2 separate regions of the Homo sapiens genome follow, and region 1 is linked to region 2. Evidence: read pairs that join two places in POLR2A ChIA-PET (ENCODE). Cell type or tissue: GM12878. All regions are shown on one strand. Each heading gives the region's core, and the rest is flanking DNA. Links, peaks and the distances in the headings are about the cores only. Region 1 overlaps DSE (dermatan sulfate epimerase). Region 2 has its middle 14 kb from the start of DSE.

Region 1 (8,000 bases), core at 1-8,000, 53 kb before region 2:
AGCAGCTTAGGATGGTCTCTCCTTCAGAGAGCCTCCAGAAGGAATGAAGCCTATTGATATCTTGATTTCAGACTTCTAGCTTCCAGAACTGAGAGAGAATAAATTTCTGTTGGTTTAAGCCACCTAGTCTATGGTATTTTGTTACAGCAGCCCTAGCAACAAATACACCGACACTAAAAAACCTGACCGGCCATTGCTGCCACCTCGTACACTCCCCATCATCTTCCTGTCGCTGCCTGAACACTCAGTTACTCCCATTTACTTGAAAGAGCACTTGCCTAATATTCTGAGAACACGGCAGGCAAAAGGGCAAAGAATTACTTGAGGAATGAAGTTTCAAAATAATGAGGGACACTTTTTCACAATGGGAAAAACCGTAGTCAAATCACCAATTTTTGCTGCCCTCATGGTGGGAAAACATCAAATCCAAAGTGAGGTAGGCCTGGAGGAGCTAGCATACGTGAAATGATATTTTGCTGTCTCTTAGAGTACGGTTAATATATTTACCCACTATTTCTGCTTTTAATGTTTTATGAATAATTTTCTTTGATAATTTGATTTTTAAAGGTTTTGCTGAAATTATGCAGAGCTTCATAAAATCCAGAGGCCTTTTTAAAACAGTGAATGAACTGTGGCTGATTTTACTCTGGGTGCAGTAGGAAATAATGCTCTGCACAGTTTATTCCATTCAGCCCCGGAAACCTGACATATAATCATTAATCACAGGCCTGTACTGTTTCTTAATGAAATAAAGATGCTTCCCAATACATTTTGAGAATAAGCATTCTAAACACTAGAATTATAGAATAAAGAGGGCATCTTAAAGAGTGGAATGGTCTCCACAGTGGAGATGTCCAAGAAAGGATATTGGGTAGGGATTCTCTGGAAAAAATTTTGTATTTATCAGAATGCTAGGCAGGGCTTTCAAACTATAAATATACTGTGAAATGAATATAATGGGTTGCAATCAGCATATTTTTAACGGAATGAAATAGAAAATGAGGACAAGGCATAATTTAAATGCAAGGGCTATCTCATGAAACATTTATTTATATATTTATATATGTAAAGTTGAAGTTATGTGTGCATCAGCTTGTGCGTCCACTGCACTACTATTTACAACAGCAAAAACACAGAATCAACCTAGGTGCCCATCAATGGTGGATAAAGAAAATGTGGTACATATACATTATGGAATACTAGGCAGGCATAGAAAAGAATGAAATCACATCCGTCGCAGCAACATGGAGCTAGAGGCCATTATCCTAAGCAAAGTAATGCAGACACAGAAAACCAAATACCACAATACCGCATGTTCTCACTAGTAAGTGGGAGCTAAACATTGGGTACACATGGACATACAGGAACAAAAGACAGTGGGGACTACTAGATGGGGGAGGGAGGGAGGGAAACAAGGGTTGAGAAACTTCCTATTGAGTATTATGCTTACTACCTGGGTGTCAGGATAAATTGAATCCCAAATTGCAGCATCACACAATATACATACTATGGAACTGCACATGTACCCCCTAAATCTAAAAGTTGAAATAAAAATAAACAGTGTAATAAAATTAGAAACAAAAATAAAATTAAAAACTAGAAACAAATAAAAAAAGTTATGTCTGTACTGGGTTGTTTGTTACTGTAGGTCACAGTGAAAAAGTTTCAAAGCCACTGTCTTAGAGGGTAAATGTGATCCAAAATAAGCCACCCATCAGAGGCATGCTGCTGGCATGGAGGGCTGCTTCAGTGGGAGGAGCTGTGTTGAAATCCAGGCTGCCCAGGCACTTCCCAGCAGAGGGTCTGGAGCCAGGACTAAGACAAAATTCTCACTGTGAGATCATCAGGAGGAACCCAGGAGATCAGAGAAGTTCAGAATGTTCAAAGTAGAGGGCAGATGGTGTTGTATGAAGGGGGCAGGCATGAAGACACTAAATGGGCTCAGTCAATTCAGGAAGGAAAGCATAATTTGTCATGGTGTGGAAAAAAAAAAACAAGAAAAACATCCCTTGACCTCCAAAACAATTTTGTTTGTCTTTGAAGCCACTTACATTCAAGAGAAATAATGAAATAATGCCTGTGACAACACCCTGAACCCATAATATTTATTTTTTGTCCTGGGAATACAGTTTCAAAGAATATGTCTTTAAAAAGTAATTTGGCAGTACAGTGGATAAAAGTTAATTTAGAACTTTTCTTTGTGAATCATAAAAAATGTTGTGGGGTATAGTTATCTCCTATGTTGCCAAAAAAACAGAATAAATAAATTAAAATTATGAGCCAAACTTGTGAGCTAACTTCAATATGCCCCAGGCATTAAACACATTCCCCAGTTTTAGATCTAGAGTTACTGCTATACTGAAAATAAAAGTTGACCCCAAATGCTGAATGTAATCATATTGTCCCAACTTCTCTGACCAAGTTACAGGTTATAGTAGAAAAGCAGAAGGCAAAAGATTCAAACTGGTTTCAGTAATACTTTAAAATATTTCTCATATCAACAGGCTCTTGGAAAAAGGTAAAATAGTAAACTTCATGTGGTTTCTAGAAATTATGATTTAGAATGGGAAGATGCTGAAGTTAATATAAAATATTAGCAATACATACAGATTTTATTTATTCTTATCTCTTCATTTCCCAATTTTTTTCTTGTAATACTGAACTCACTGTAAATGAATCACAGATATGAACTAAAAATTGCTCACTAAGTTGTTACAAGCCCTAATAGCTATCTACACTTCATCAGGAACCTTTTTTCTTTTTCAACTTGAGAAGCAGCAGCACGACTCACTCAAGCTGATGCCCTCCTCCCAGAGTGCAGCCTGCACAATGTTTCTTTGGCTTCAGCTCCAGAAAGTGATTTGAGGACACCCACGTGGCTGCAGTGCTGTATCAGCACCTCGATTTCTCATTCTTCCAGCTATTCTTCATTTATTTATTGTAGCAGGATAATTTGAACTAAATACGATCTCCTTTGGACTTTCTGCATTTTTCTATCATCAACAGAAAGGATATATATTGTACCTGAAAGCATATTTCATATTGGATATATTTTTTTATGACTGAGACACACACACGCACAACACACACACACATACACACACCCATTCTTAAGTTACAGTGTACCACTGGCAAACAGGAAGCAGCTAAAAATAAAGCTTGAGAGATATAAATTGGATATCTCCTCTTGGGCCCACAGGCACTTCAATTCTGTATATCCAAATCCAAACCTTTATTATTTATAGCATTCCTCAATAGCTCCAAGTATTAGAAGCCCACTGAGAGATCCCACCATCCCATAAAGAAAATTCTTTGTCTCCTTTGGCCCTCAAATACAACTGTCAAGTCTTATGAATGCTAATTATTTATTACTGGAACTTGTCAATTATTTCCTATTCTAGGTTTTCATTTAGATAAACACCAAAGGCCTACTTGACTTCCTGGTTTGACATTGGCAATCTACTCCCACAACAAGATTCTTCTTCTTCTTTTTTTTTTTTTTTTTTTTTTTTTTTTTTTTTGAGACAGAGTCTCGCTCTGTCGCCCAGGCTGGAGTGCAGTGGAGCGATCTTGGCTCACTGTAAGCTCTGCCTCCTGGGTTCACGCCATTCTCCTGCCTCAGCCTCCCCAGTAGCTGGGACTACAGGCGTGTGTCACCACACCCAGCTAATTTTTTTGTATTTTTAGTAGAGACAGGGTTTCACCGTGTTAGCCATGATGGTCTCGATCTCCTGACCTTGTGATCCGCCTGCCTCTGCCTACCAAAGTGCTGAGATTACAGGCGTGAGCCACCACGCTCGGCCTGTAGATTTTTTTTGAAGCCTTAAAAGACATTTAAAAAATGAGCAAGATTAAATGATAATGCCTAGAGATGCACATTTGGATGAACTATAAGGGAACACAAGGACATGACGCCTGTAGGCACTGGGGCATCAGGGTAGTCTTTGTGGGAAGGGAGGGAACTGGGACTGGGATGTGGCCCATGAAGGGGCTTCAGGGAGTGACTGGCAAAGTCCTATTTCTTGACCTGTGTTGTACTTACCAGGGTGTTTGCGTCAAAATACTTTATCAGCTACACATTTATTCATATAATATTCTACTTTTATTTTTCAATGAAAAGGTTAACGTACATACATAAATCTGATCATGTCACTGCCCTGTTACACCTTTCAGTGGCTTCACAGTACTTGTAAAAAAAAGTCCAAGCTCCTTTATATAGTAGACAAGGCCTGGCAGCATCTGGCTCTCTACCCAAAGCCTCAACACTTGCTAGTTTCCTCCCTACACTAAATTTTCAGTTCCTCAAAAGCACTCTGCTTTCTTTTATCTCCAGGCCTTTGTACAGCAGCTACTTGTGCTTGAACAGTCAAGCACGGCTCCTTTTTCCCCTTCACGTGGCTGGTTCCTATCTGTCCTTCAGGACTCAGCAGGAAAGCCTTCCCTGACACTCCAATGTTGGGCAAAGTATTCCTAGATCTTCCCATTACACACTGTAGTTTCCCAGTCACAGCACTTATCCCACTACTAGTATTAATATGCTAATAGTATTAGTATTTATATCTTCCATAGACCAACAACTCCAGGCAAAAGAGATACATAACACGTCTTGAAATTTTTGTATCTCCAATGCCTAATAAAATACCCAGAACAGAGCAAGTATACAATAAACTTATATTGGCCGGGCGTGTTGGCTCACGCCTGTAATCCCAGCACTTTGGGAGGCCAAGGTGGGCGGATCATGAGGTCAGGAGATCGAGACCATCCTGGCTAACATGGTGAAACCCCGTCTCTACTAAAAAAATACAAAAAATTAGCCAGGCGTGGTGGTGGGCACCTGTAGTCCGAGCCTACTCGGGAGGCTGAGGCAGGAGAATGGCATGAACCCAGGAGGCGGAGCTTGCAGTGAGCCAAGATCACACCACTGCACTCCAGCCTGGGCGACAGAGCGAGACTCTGTCTCCAAAAAACAAAAAAACAAAAAAACAAATACAGTAAACTTATATAAAGTGAATATGTGCATACATTTATCGATAAATGAAAATTGCCTTTGGCATCAATTTATAAGAACACAAAATATAAGTGAAGTAATAAAGATAACAATAATAGTTAACACATTATGCTATGTACTGTTTCATTAACTAATCCTTCATAGTATGAAGTATATATCATATATATCCCCAAATTACAAATGAGGAAACTGAGCCACAGAGAAGTCAAGTAACATTCTCAAGGTCACACAGCTCATAAATGTAATTGGAACACTGGCAGACTGGCTCCACAGTCCTTGCTCTTAATTCCAACAAACTATCGCCTCCCCTTGCTTAACAGCACCGCCATTCATTTCAAAGACTGAAGCAGGTGGCTTTAAAGTGAATAAAAACAAAACTCTGTTGTAGTTACCTGATAAGGAGCACACATGGACATTACATGCATGTAAGAAGATGAACACCAAAATTCAAGGGATCAGGGAGGAGAGAAGGCCAGGTGCAGGAGGAATACTTCAAAGACCAGGTAATCTGAGATTCTCTGCTGAGCTATGCACCAAGATGTCAAATCCTGACATTCTTCCTACTGGCCTCCAAGTACGTCAAAGGTACAGTGTCTCTGTGATTACAGGCTGACAGACAAACGGCTGATGACAGGCACGTCTTCAGAGTGAAAGTGAGACCAGATAAGTAGGAGCAGCCACAGTACGCAGGGCACCAAATCAGTTTCAAAGTTGTATACAGATCCAGGACTTCTGCTCTCAGTAAGCTTAGACTCTCAATAAAAATAAGACAGATTATTCATTCATTCATCCATCCATTCATTCAATATAATTAATTAGTGTCTTTGTGGCAGGTATACCATATGTGGCTCTTGGAACCCCGAAAAATGCTGGGGCTACCCTCAATAAGCTTATGTGCCAGTAGAGGAGACAAATAAACCAAGAATTGCAGTGCAGGCAAAACAACCTATAACAGTTTTGCATGGGTTCCTTGGAACATATGAATCACACTGGAGGGTGGGTATAGAAGATGGAATCTGGAAATTTTCTAGAAAGAAGTTTCTTTGGAGCCGAATCTAGAAGATGTACACTCCTGGTCAGAAAACCAGGCAACCCAGTTATGACTGCAAACCAATGAATTAAATAAAAAGTAACTATAGGAATTGGGTTGGATGAGGGGCTAGAGAACATGTAATGGTGGAAGAAGTTAAGGTGGATCATACAGTCTGGATAGGGTTGGAGAGAAAGGTGGAAGACAAGGTATAAATCAGTCTGTAGGCAGAAAGGCCAGCTCAGGGCTGATCTGCAAACTCATTACTGCCCAAACTGAAGGCAGAGTTGAAAATACCAGTGCCACATGGTCCAACTGGACCACTGGGAAGACCACACATAAATACCTATCAGTGAAAAGCTTTAAAACAATAAAAATCACAAAATTCTAGAAAAAAATGTAAAAAATCTCTAAGCTCTGGATGGGTGAAAATAGATTGATCTTTTTTATTTATCAAAGGTACTTTTTCCTGAAGAGCTCACTTACATTCAAAAATGACAGAATCACCAATAGCAAAATGCATTCGTAGAGTGGCAAGAGTGAAGAACAGAGCAAGGGGAGGGAAGAGAAAAATGACTATGGGTAAATAATGAGCATAGTAGCAGCAGTGAAGCCACAGAACAAGAAGAAGTGGAAGACAGTGAATTTGTAAGAATGAGCAGATATGGCCAAGAGGTCCTAAAAGTTATAGTAATAACTATACACCAAGATACCTGCTAAGGTTATCTATGAGCCCTTGCAGTGTAATAGGGACAGAGAACTTTGAAAGTCATCTGTCCATACAGTTGGCAGTATCAACAAAGTGAGACAAATAAAGTAGATAGAAGAAATAGAGTGACACAAAAAGACATGTAAAAAAGTGAACCATCTTTTCTCTCCCACAAACCACTCTCTCCTCCCCATATTCTCCATCTCATTTGAGTATCAATATGCAACCAGTCACCCAGGGCCATCATTTATGCCTCCCTCTCCCTTACAATTTAAGTTTTAGTACATCTAAGAATCATATAGAGGACTTGTTAAAAATGCAGGTTCTGTGGCCTACTCCAAGAAGATATGATTCAGTGAGTCTGGGCGAAACCCAGGAATCTGTCTTTTTAAGGATACCCAATATGGTGAAAGACTCACACTTTAAGAAAGAGTGTCCTATATCTGATCAATCTCTGTGTAGATTTTCAGTCTTATATGTCTCTTAAATTTATACTTTCTTCTCCCCACCCTCACTGTTTTAACTGTGGTCTTCATTTCCCTCCTACACTAATATTATAAGCTTCTAACCGTTTCTTTTTTCCTGAGTCATTCCTTCCAAGCCATCCTAAACAGAAAGCTTTCTAAACCACAGGCTTATGTGGGATAAGCAATGATCTGGCCCCCGACTATGGTATCTCCTCCTGTGCTGTCCAGAACTCGCATGTTGACACTGGAAAGGAAAAGGAAAGATGGATGAGAGAGACTGTGGTAAGCATGACTGAAATGTGTTCCCTTAATGGACATGGCAGAAGGAGACAAAGAAGTAAAAAAGCCATTCTTAAGATACCTAAGGTAAAAGGAACTACCCAGCTTTATAAAGGACTCCATGAACATACTCATGTCATTATTACTCTCAAGTTATCATTAGCATGAACTTAATGTCAGCAAGACCCTACATCTTAAGTGGTGTTAGGCGTGAATATTTCATCCAAAAAATAAAGCCAACTTTTAAAAAGTGATTATGAAGTATCAATGAAAGAGAATACAGACATACATGCGGCACTTGCCAACTAACATTTTCCCTTATGATAATGAGGCAAGACATCCACAAAATTCAAACATCATGCTTGCCAGATTTTTATGTTAGAAAAATTTAAGACCCAGATTGTAAAGACTACATGAAACTTAATATATTCATGTTGCCTTTGTTCATATGGGGTGAGGGGCACTGATTTATACCCCAATTAAAGAGGGACGAGAACTCCTCTGGCC
Region 2 (9,891 bases), core at 807-8,806:
GGATAAGACTAAATAAGAGTTTGGAGAGCAGCCAGAGGCTTATGAGATACACACACACACAAATTTTTCTTTCCAGAGATGGGGTCTTGCTCTGTTGCCCAGGCTGGAGTACAGTGGCAGGATCATAGCTCACTACAACCTCAAACTCCTGGGCTCAAGTGATACTCTCACCTTAGCCTCCTGAGCAGCTGGGACTGTAGATGTGCACCATCACACCCAGCTCTCTTGAGATATTTTAAAAGAATCTTACAAATTGTGAGTCCAGGAATAATTCTGGAAAACAATCTGATTATTTTGTAAATCTCAAAAAAGCTCATTAAGCCATATAAACTAAGAAGCTATGGGTATTTCTTGATGTTAAAACTTATATTCGGCCGGGTGCAGTGGCTCACACCTGTAATCCCAGCACTTTGGGAGGCTGAGGCAGGCAGATCACAAGGTCAGGAGTTTGACACCAGCCTGCCCAACATGGTGAAACCCCACCTCTACTAAAAGTAGAAAAAGTTACCCAGGCGTGGTGGCGTACACCTGTAATCGCAGCTACTGGGGAGGCTAAGGCAGAAGAATCGCCTGAACCCAGGAAGCGGAGGTTGTGGTCAGCCGAGATCACGCCACTCCAGCCTGGGCAACAGAGCGAGACTCCATCTCAAAAAAAACAAAAACAAAACAAAAAACTTCAGTTACATAATTTTAAAATCTCTTTTAATATTAGAATATAAATGGCTCTATGATAAAAATTATAGATGTCATTTTCCTCAAATTTTACAATAATAGCTGTAAAAAATGGCATCTTAAAAAATGTATCCCAAATCATCAGAACTCTGACCAGTGAATTTAATTGTCATGCAGTCAGCACAAATATTAGCACATAAAAGCAGAAAACTCAACTCATAGTTTTTCTTTTCTCCCCAAGGCATGCAAGGCATTAAAAAAAAATTAAAAATGTCAAATTCATCACAGAGGAATAAGTAACTGAAGAATCAAAATTAACTATCATCTTTAAAGTGCTGGGGCTTAATAGGAAAGTTATTAAAAGTGGTATTTGAGCATCTGACTTTATTAGAATTATGATGCGGCCAACGTGGCGACCTTTTCCAAATTTATGTACATATTAAGTATCCACACTAATGTTACAAAGGGACTGAGAGTTAACACTAAATTGGTAAATTCATTCAAATATTCATGCTCTATTTAAAGAGGGATAATGGTGTGACCTTTATTTTCAAGTCTTTTAAAAACTAGCTTTTGAATATTTTCCCCATGTTTCAATAAGTAAAATTACCAGGAAATTACAAATGAAATATTAAAATACATGTCAAGATATGACTTTTTTTCCAGATGCAGATGCAGATAAATATTCCTTACCTTTTTCAAAATTTTTAAAAATTTTAAGTTCCAGGGTACATGTGCAGGATGTGTTTTGTGACATAGGTAAATGTGTGCCATGGTGGTTTGCTGCACCTATCAACCCATCACCTAGGTATTAAGCCCAGCATCCATTAGCTGTGTTTCCTGATGCTCTCCCTCCCCTGTCACCCACAGGCCCCAGTGTGTGTTGTTCTCCTCCCTGTGTTCTTATCATTCAGCTCCTACTTATAAGTGAGAACATGCGGTGTTTGGTTTTCTGTTCCTGCGTTAGTTTGCTGAGGATAATGACTCCATCCATGACTCTGCAAAGGACATGATCTTGTTCCTTTTTATAGCTGCATAGTATTCCATGGTGTAATATACCTTCTCTTTAAGCAAGTTTTTAAGTAAAACAATTTTGTGGGGAATCATTTGAAAATAATGTTGCCATATGAACTGTGCTTTCTTTGGATGCTACTAAGAATGACTATGGCTTAACAAACTAACCTAAGAGATCTTGCCTCACAAGTCAACAGATGCCATTTGGTGAGTAAAATGAGCTACATCAACACTCAGAACGATAGATGAGCTAGCATATGCTTGAAAAGTAATGGAAGTATTATAGATTCCTAATTTGTAATAATATTGCAAAGCCTATCTGTTTCCACTTAACCATATTACCTGTCCTATACACTGTACTGAAATTAATGATCTGTATTACAGTTTTTATTCTGAGTGTGAAAGAATAATACTAACTTTTATTTATCCCTGATCTATCAGCTGTCGTTCTCTGAAATTTAAACCTAGACAAGAAGCTTCTGAATTTTACTAATATTAAAACAGTATTTGCTATATATAGGAAACAAAAGCTATATAACTACAGTAGCTGAACTAAAATTATAAATAGGAAGAAAAGTATATTTAAATTTGATCATAGATGGTTGACAACAATTACTAAAATCCTTAAGACTTATGATTACCCCCTTTTCTAATCTACCGTTAAAAAAATAATAGTATGGAGGTTTAGAAGGAGGAAGTTGTGAAAGATATCATAGAGGCAAACCTACAAATGCTTGTATAGTAAGTGTTCCCTATTTAGTCTAGCATGAAATCATAAGAATTGTTATGTACTCTAATAATCTATTTCTGAGAGTTCCCTTAAGGCAGATTTTCTTCAAACCTTTTCTTTAAACTAAAACTAATATGGATAGGCAGATGATAAATAGGAAGATAGACAATAAAGATATAGAAATATATATATATTAAAGTTTCAGAAGTCAATGTTTCTATTTTTTATTTCAGTCTATTTCATTAAAAAAGAAAGAGAATTTGATCAACCAAATAGATTTCAAGACCCACTAATAGATTGCAACTTGAAGCTTAAAAACATTGCACTGAGGTTACTGTGTATGTGTAGAGAGATACTGTTCATGTTTACTTTCAAAGTTTAAGGGTATAGACCTCTAAGAACTATGAAACTGAAATAATGACTTCTGAATGCTTTCTAACCTACATAAATCTGACTGATAAACACAATAAAGCATCAAGAAGATGGCTTGATGCTTTAGCCAAACAAAAGGCAAAAGTAGAGCCAACTTTGATTAAATTCAAACACCTTGTGGCATTTAGAGGCATGCTCATATTGGCAGGAGAAGGAAACTGTAGCAAATAGATAAGGTTTAAAGCAATACACTATCTTTGTTTGTCCAAGGACCACGTAGCTCTTCCAATAGGAAGATCATTTGTTTATGAGGCACAACAAGAAATTCTGCAGTAGTTGGAGTTGTAAGGCACCTGAGGTTCCCCACAGCCTAGAAGCTATCAGCTCATCAACGAAAAGGTCCACCTGGTTGATCTGGAGTCTTCAGTTCCTGCCACTGGGAAGGATACTTCCAAGAACTGCATTTTCTACCCTACACCTGGCATATTCCATCACCACTTTGTCTTAGATTTTTATTAATTAAAGAATAACTCTTCCCCTCAACAAAGCTCCATTTATAAATAATTGTATGGCACTAGTATTTATGCCAATGTAGGCTGCAGTCTGCTATTACAGATGGTAGTGATATTATATCTCCAAACATGACATTTTCATTTATTACTATTCACAAAGTGAATGTCATTGCCCTAGATCTCTATGATCAGAAACAGTCAGTAGCAGAAAAAACAAACAAACAAAAAAATCACCTACAAGTCATGTAGGAAAGAGACTCATGATCAGGAATTTTTGCTGCATTGGATACCAGGCTTTGAAGAAAGGCAAAGAAGACTTGCCTGCCTTCTTCCAGCAGCAAGGATTCAACTAGACAGTAAAGGACTGAAATTGAAAGTATTTCTGTGACCTGTTCTAAGAAATCATTAAAAAATCAGATTTATTCACATACTCTTATTTGCCTAGGGACATTTTAATTTATCAGTGACTTGGGTTAATTACTCCCTATAAATTCTATACTTGACAGATCAGCTTAAACTTGAGGCATTCAGAAGGAAATACATCAAAATGCAACAGACATGGGCCGGGCATTTCTATGCATCTGCACTGACTTTGAAAAATACACACACACGTGCGCACGCGGATTTTAATACATTTTGGGACATATATGCATGAATCTCAACTGGCTTGGAATCATTGGGGAAAGTAGATCCTTTGCACCCTTCAGAGCAGCAAATATTTCTGTGGTAGGGGAAGTAGTTTCTAAATATTTTGGATGCTTACCAATAACACTATTAAAGTTCTTACATATTTTATTAAAAGATGAGAAAGAAGAAAAACAATTTTTTGGCTTAAAATAACTGTTATATAAGCAAGGCTCTGCTGATGCCATGCAAAAAGATAACTTTTTTTTTTTTTTGAGATGGAGTCTCGCTCTGTCACCCAGGCTGGAGTGCAGTGGCGCGGTGTCGGCTCACTGCAAGCTCTGCCTCCTGGGTTCATGCCTTTCTCCTGCCTCAGCCTCCTGTGTAGCTGGGACCACAGGTGCCCACTACCATGCCCGGCTAATTTTTTGTATTTTTAGTAGAGACGGGGTTTCACCGTGTTAGCCAGGATGGTCTCGATCTCCTGACCTCGTCATCCACCCGCCTTGGCCTCCCAAAGTGCTGGGATTACAGGCTTGAGCCACCGTGCCCGGCTGATAACTTGTTTTTGTGGCTAAAGGGCATGAGCCAGGGAGGGGCTCACCACCCATCAACACTTGATCCTTCTAACTAGTACTGGAGAAGAAGAAACATTGTTCTCTGGATGCCAGAGAAAACCAGAATGTTAGTAAACATGCGGGTGGGAGAAATATTATTAGTGAATGTCACACTACTCAAATAAGTAGAATTTGTTTTTTGGAACCATATTTTGCAAAGATACTAAGGCCTCACTTAAACCATAGCTCCGTGTGGAGGCAAAACTAATAATGTGAGATGGTGAAAAGAGGAGGCATCTGCTTAAGGGCATGACTATGGTTCTGTAGTAATGAATTTGGACGCATTAGTTATGCAAACAGAATCTGGTGAGCAGAGACTACAGCAGGGGCTATGAGTGGTGAGGCTTTCTATGCCTCAGAATTCTAGGAATCCTAAAACACTCAGTGTGGCTACTGTCGCCAAAGACAAGCAGCACGGGAGGGAGAAGCTAGCATTGGATGGAAATCCAGAGTTGTGGGATTCGGGAATACCCTGGCTCTACCAACAACTCAGGTTACCAGAATAAGTCACTTTACCAATGGGGTACCTGTTTCGTCATTCGCAAAGTGAGATAATTGTTTCATCTACAAGATTCCTATAACTTTAAAATTTTATGACTCAAAGTTCCTGAGCTATGGAACCTATGCCTTCTAGATCAAAATTGTCCAGTAGAAATATAATGTAAGCCACTTATGTAACTTTAAATGCTTTATTGCCACATTAAAATATGTTTTTAAAAAGATGAAATTAGGTCTTATAATACTTTTATGTAACCCCCTATGTCCAAAACATTATGGTTTTAGTGTAAGTCTTTGAAATCTTGACTAGCTATGCATACTTCAAGTGGCCAATAGCCACATGTGCCTAGTGGCTACTGTCTACCATATTAGATATCATAGCTTTAGGCAGTTGTGTAAAGTTCACAGGATGGGAGCAGGAGCTACATTTCTCTTTGATGCTCTGAGCCATAGTTCCAAAAACTAGAACTATTTACCAAAATTACTGGAGGAACTTAAAAATGTCTGAGCCCACCCCATTACCTTGGCCATGGATCATGTCTTATATCTCTCTAGATAAATCGGAAGTGCAGCCTGTCCATACCAATCTACAGGACAGCGTTTAAAAGCCTCTTCACTCTGAGCTAACAGCCTTCATGCCATTCAGGGGTGGGTTGAATAAGGGAAGCAATAGTCATGTGGTTAGCATCCTCTTCAGGGATCCTCCAGATAGTTATTGGGCGAACTATGTTTTGTCTAGTATGTGAGCTGGAAGATTTCAACACTAATTCTATGACAGTGTAATTGTCTTGTTATTGAAGGCTATTTAACTTTTTCAAGTTAAAATGTGTTAAAGAACAATGAGCAAATGTAAAACAAAGGAGGTCAGATTGTACTTTGCCAGGATGTGTCCACTTGTTGCCTTGATGGAGCTGCAGCTGTAGTTATAGATCTGCTTTTGAGCCTGCTTAGTATTTGCATTGTAGACTGGTTGCTCACAATCTTCCTAGGACTGATTCTCACCTTTGAGTGTCTGCAATTTAGTATTAACAGATTAGTTGAGATAACATATCAAATTGAGCAGTCCCATAATGCTTTTATTTTACTGACATGAAAGAAGCGGGTATATGTATTGGAAAATTCGCTTTTAGACTTCTGAAATCATTTAAGCATGGACAAAGGAAGCTACTCTACTAGGGCACAAAACAGAAATTAGGCTAAATGAGCCCTAGCCAGCATTATCCTAAAAGGAAAGGAAATAGGAGTCTGTGGCCTAATTGGAGTAGAAGGCTTAAAAGTATCAGCTGAAAAACAATTGGTAAATAAGCAGTAACCTGAGGCTCTACAGTCTGGTCATACCTGAAGTGCTCAAATTAGAAGAATGTGAAGGTTTGAGGAAGGTACACAGAAATTGTGAGTCTCATATAATGCTGGGGGAAGTATAAATTGGTACAATACTTTGAGAGAGGATTCGGAGGACAAATATGTAACAAATCTTTAAAAGGTATGTAAATTTGCATCCAGCAATTCCACTCCTTAGAATATATGCACGTATGTGTGAAACTGTATGTATGCAAAGTTGTTCAACATGGTGTTGTTTAAATTAGCAAAATACTGAAAACAACTCAAGTGTCCAATAATAAAAATGCTTAAATGAATTACGCATATAGGTATGTGTGCCTTTATATATGTATGTGTCTATGTAAAAATGTGTAGTGTGTATTATATATGTGAATGAGTACAGTGAAATTGACACCAGTGTCAAATTTGGCGTATTTCCATGGAAAGCACATTTCATTAAAAAGCCAATTACAGATTGGCTTTTTATAAAACCTGTCACTATTTTATTATAAAACCTGTCACTATTTTATTATAAAAAGTAATGTAAAACATGTCACTATTTTATTATAAAAAGTAATGTAACCAAAAAATATAATTACAGGAAAAACTGTGGGAAAATAAACAGAAAATTATAATTTTTATATAGATGTTATAAGAATGCAAGTAATTTTCATTTCATTTACATAATTATGAACATGGATTTCATGTTTCTGCCCAGTGGGGTCTGTTTTCAGATTAGACCCATTCTGAAGATAAATCACCTCACCAAAAGCCAGAAAATACCATCCTTTCCTTAGATGGGAAAAGCAAGTTTCTTGAGCCCCTTCCCATTTTGACAGAGTTGTAACTGAAGTGCTTGTAAGGCCAGATTGTATGACAATTCCATGAGCTTCCTGGTTCCCTTACTGTACAAACCCTCCACCCACTCTCCCTTAAAATAACTCATGCCTTTTGAGACAGCATGAGGGGGTGACTCTGTTTCTTATACCAGAAAAAAGAGCCCGACTCAAGAACAATGACTGACCTCCAGAGCAGTTGTAAGGTCCACATGAGGTTATGTTGTCTAAGCTCCTAGTAGCACATAACACACAACAGGCTTTCAATAAATATTACTTACTGTTATCCCATCTCCTTAAAAATTTTAAAGGGATTTTGCTCATTAGAGTTATATAGTCTGGGTCAACATTTACTTAACAAATCTCTAATCCTTGCCTCATATATCAAGGACCTGAACTAATATTATTCTTTTTTTCTTTAAGAGAAAGACTATATTTCAGGAAATACTATATCCAAGTATTGCTGTAGATATAGGTGTACATTTGGAAGCCATCTGAAGTCTAGATTTTTGAAAGTGGTGTCATATCACTCTTTAAAAGTAGATAGGCATTATAATTCAGTATCTGAAGACTGCTTGCCTCTACTCTAAAATATTTTCTAAGAGTCTCAGTATATGACATAGGAGTATGTTTAGATTGATTATAAGATTTTTTTAAATTTAAAATAATTACCAAATTGTTTTACATCAGCCATTAAAGCTCACAAAAACCAAACATCTTTATAGACAATCTCTCATCAAATGAGAACAGTTATAAAATAAGCTAGATATCTGTCTGAATCCCCTTATGTGACAACAGTAAGTGTCCAATGGTTGGAGACAGTCAGATCTATGATCAAGTAACAGCTGTGCAATGTATTTGTTCCATAACCTTAAGCAAATTTACTTAGCCTCCCCAAATCTCAGTTTTCTGGGAATATCAATGCCTCATCTTTTGAGAGTATAAGGATGAGAGATAAAGAATGTAAAGTGTTGGACACAATGCTAGGAAGTGTAAATGCTCAATGGTAGCTAGTATTATTATGATTGAAACAAAGTTTATTTAAAGAACCTTACTGAGAAACCTTTATAAGATTTTTCTGGAAATTAAGAAGGCACTCATGAAGAAAGATATTTATTCCAAGTAACTATCTATCACATAAACAGATTTATTTGGAATACTACAAAGGAAAATATCCCTTAATTTTCCACCCAATATTACCTAACACACACATGCACAATTCCATCATGACTACTCCCCCTTAGCAGTCTTTTCATTTTTCCAGAGCAAAAGTAGGACATAAAGTTCCTTCTCATGAACCAGAAGTTAGAGGTCATCATCAGTTCATTTGGAAAAATATCCATCAGTGTTTATACACACACAGACCCACACACACAAACACACATTTACTCCTATGTATATTTTAACTATAAATTAGTAAAGACCTAGATTTTAATAGTTAGCTAACATAAATGAATGAGGTAGTGGGGAAGCCCAACCACTTATGACCACAAGACTCATATCTCTCTCTTACCCTATTAAGGGACTGTTATAAGTCCCTGATGGACTTGTCTGACAAACACATTCCACAGTCATACAAATCATTCATTCTGGAAGAGAGAAAGAGAGAGAGGAAGGAGGAGGGGGGAAGGAGAAAGAAACGAGGAAAGAAAGGAAGACTTCACGTGTGGGGCATGTACGTGGGGTGGGCTGGAAAGCTAGGTGAGTTTTGGAAAGCCTATTTTTTGCCCACCCAGAGCTTGCCCAGACTTGCCCTAAGGCTGTGTTGCAAAATGGGTAATGATTTCTCTGCCAGGTCTGTTATTGGAATGAGTAAACTCTCAGACCTAACATTTTTTTTTTCTTGGCCATCTTACTCCTTCAACACAAACATCTGAGGCTGTGGTGGTTTTAAAAAGCATCCCAAAGTTCCTGTTTTTTATTTCTCAATTTCTTGATGTTTACTATCCAGTTCAAGAGCTACTGACCTCTGCCTCACCCAGCACTAACCCTGTGGATTTTAAGTCCTTATGCTTGGAGAACCACTGCTCCAAGCACAACTAGCCTCCATTCAGAGTCTAGAAATTAGGATCAATAACCTATGCAAATTCAGCACCATATTGAGAGATTCTTCTGGAGCAGGTATTTTATCATTTGAGGAATCCTTGTGTTTGGAGAACCCTTGTGATCAAGAGAAAAAATGGTTCTGACCAGCCATTTTAGTTGAATTGATTCTTGGATGCAGGAACAGGATAAGTTAAGGTCTGAAAGGACTGGTTGTACCAAGGAGGCCATGAGTAGATAGATAATAGTTGACTAGCTCACACAAATATATGGAGAGTGGTGATTCTAAAAAAGTATAAACACTTAAAATCAAGAAATGTTATAGCTAGACATCTAATTGGTTCCTTTCATTTACATATTTACAGGCAGAATTGAGGTTCAGAGATATTAACTAACTTTTCCAAGGGTTTGAGCAGAGACTGAAATGAGCTTTGTTTACAGGCCAGTGTAACCAAGGAGGTTACACAAATTAATAAAGATTTAATATCGGGATTTAAATTTCCCATAAACTAAAGAGTACCACTGTGGGATAGAAGAACTGCAGTTACTAGAAAGGTGCATGATAAAATGTAAAAGACAACTCTCCAGGTTCTACCAAAGTTGGGATAAATATTCCTTAAGGCCTTTGTCACTATTCATAGTTCACCAGGGAG

The links. ChIA-PET counts read pairs that join two places held together with the same protein. Peaks named below come from ENCODE experiments on the same cell type or tissue, not always from the same donor. Only the 100,000 strongest peaks of a DNase experiment are listed, where the experiment ranks them.
Region 1: POLR2A ChIA-PET joins it to region 2 with 5 read pairs; 6 of 35 experiments call an interaction of 5 or more read pairs at or near these places.

The regions. Positions count from the first base shown.
Region 1 is chr6:116,406,255-116,414,254 of GRCh38, reverse strand. The region is part of intron 2 of DSE (dermatan sulfate epimerase); the gene reads right to left. Among named protein-coding and RNA genes, the nearest start is that of DSE, 39 kb to the right of the region's middle. RefSeq lists a silencer at 7,962-8,000. In GM12878, for the core only: no CTCF peak of the experiment used is centred there; DNase peaks (open chromatin) are centred at 4,284 and 5,624; H3K4me3 peaks cover 1,830 bases; H3K27ac peaks cover 6,128 bases.
Region 2 is chr6:116,351,840-116,361,730 of GRCh38, reverse strand. It overlaps a transcript of DSE not described here. Among named protein-coding and RNA genes, the nearest start is that of DSE, 14 kb to the left of the region's middle. RefSeq lists an enhancer at 8,894-9,003. In GM12878, for the core only: no CTCF peak of the experiment used is centred there; no DNase peak of the experiment used is centred there; H3K27ac peaks cover 153 bases.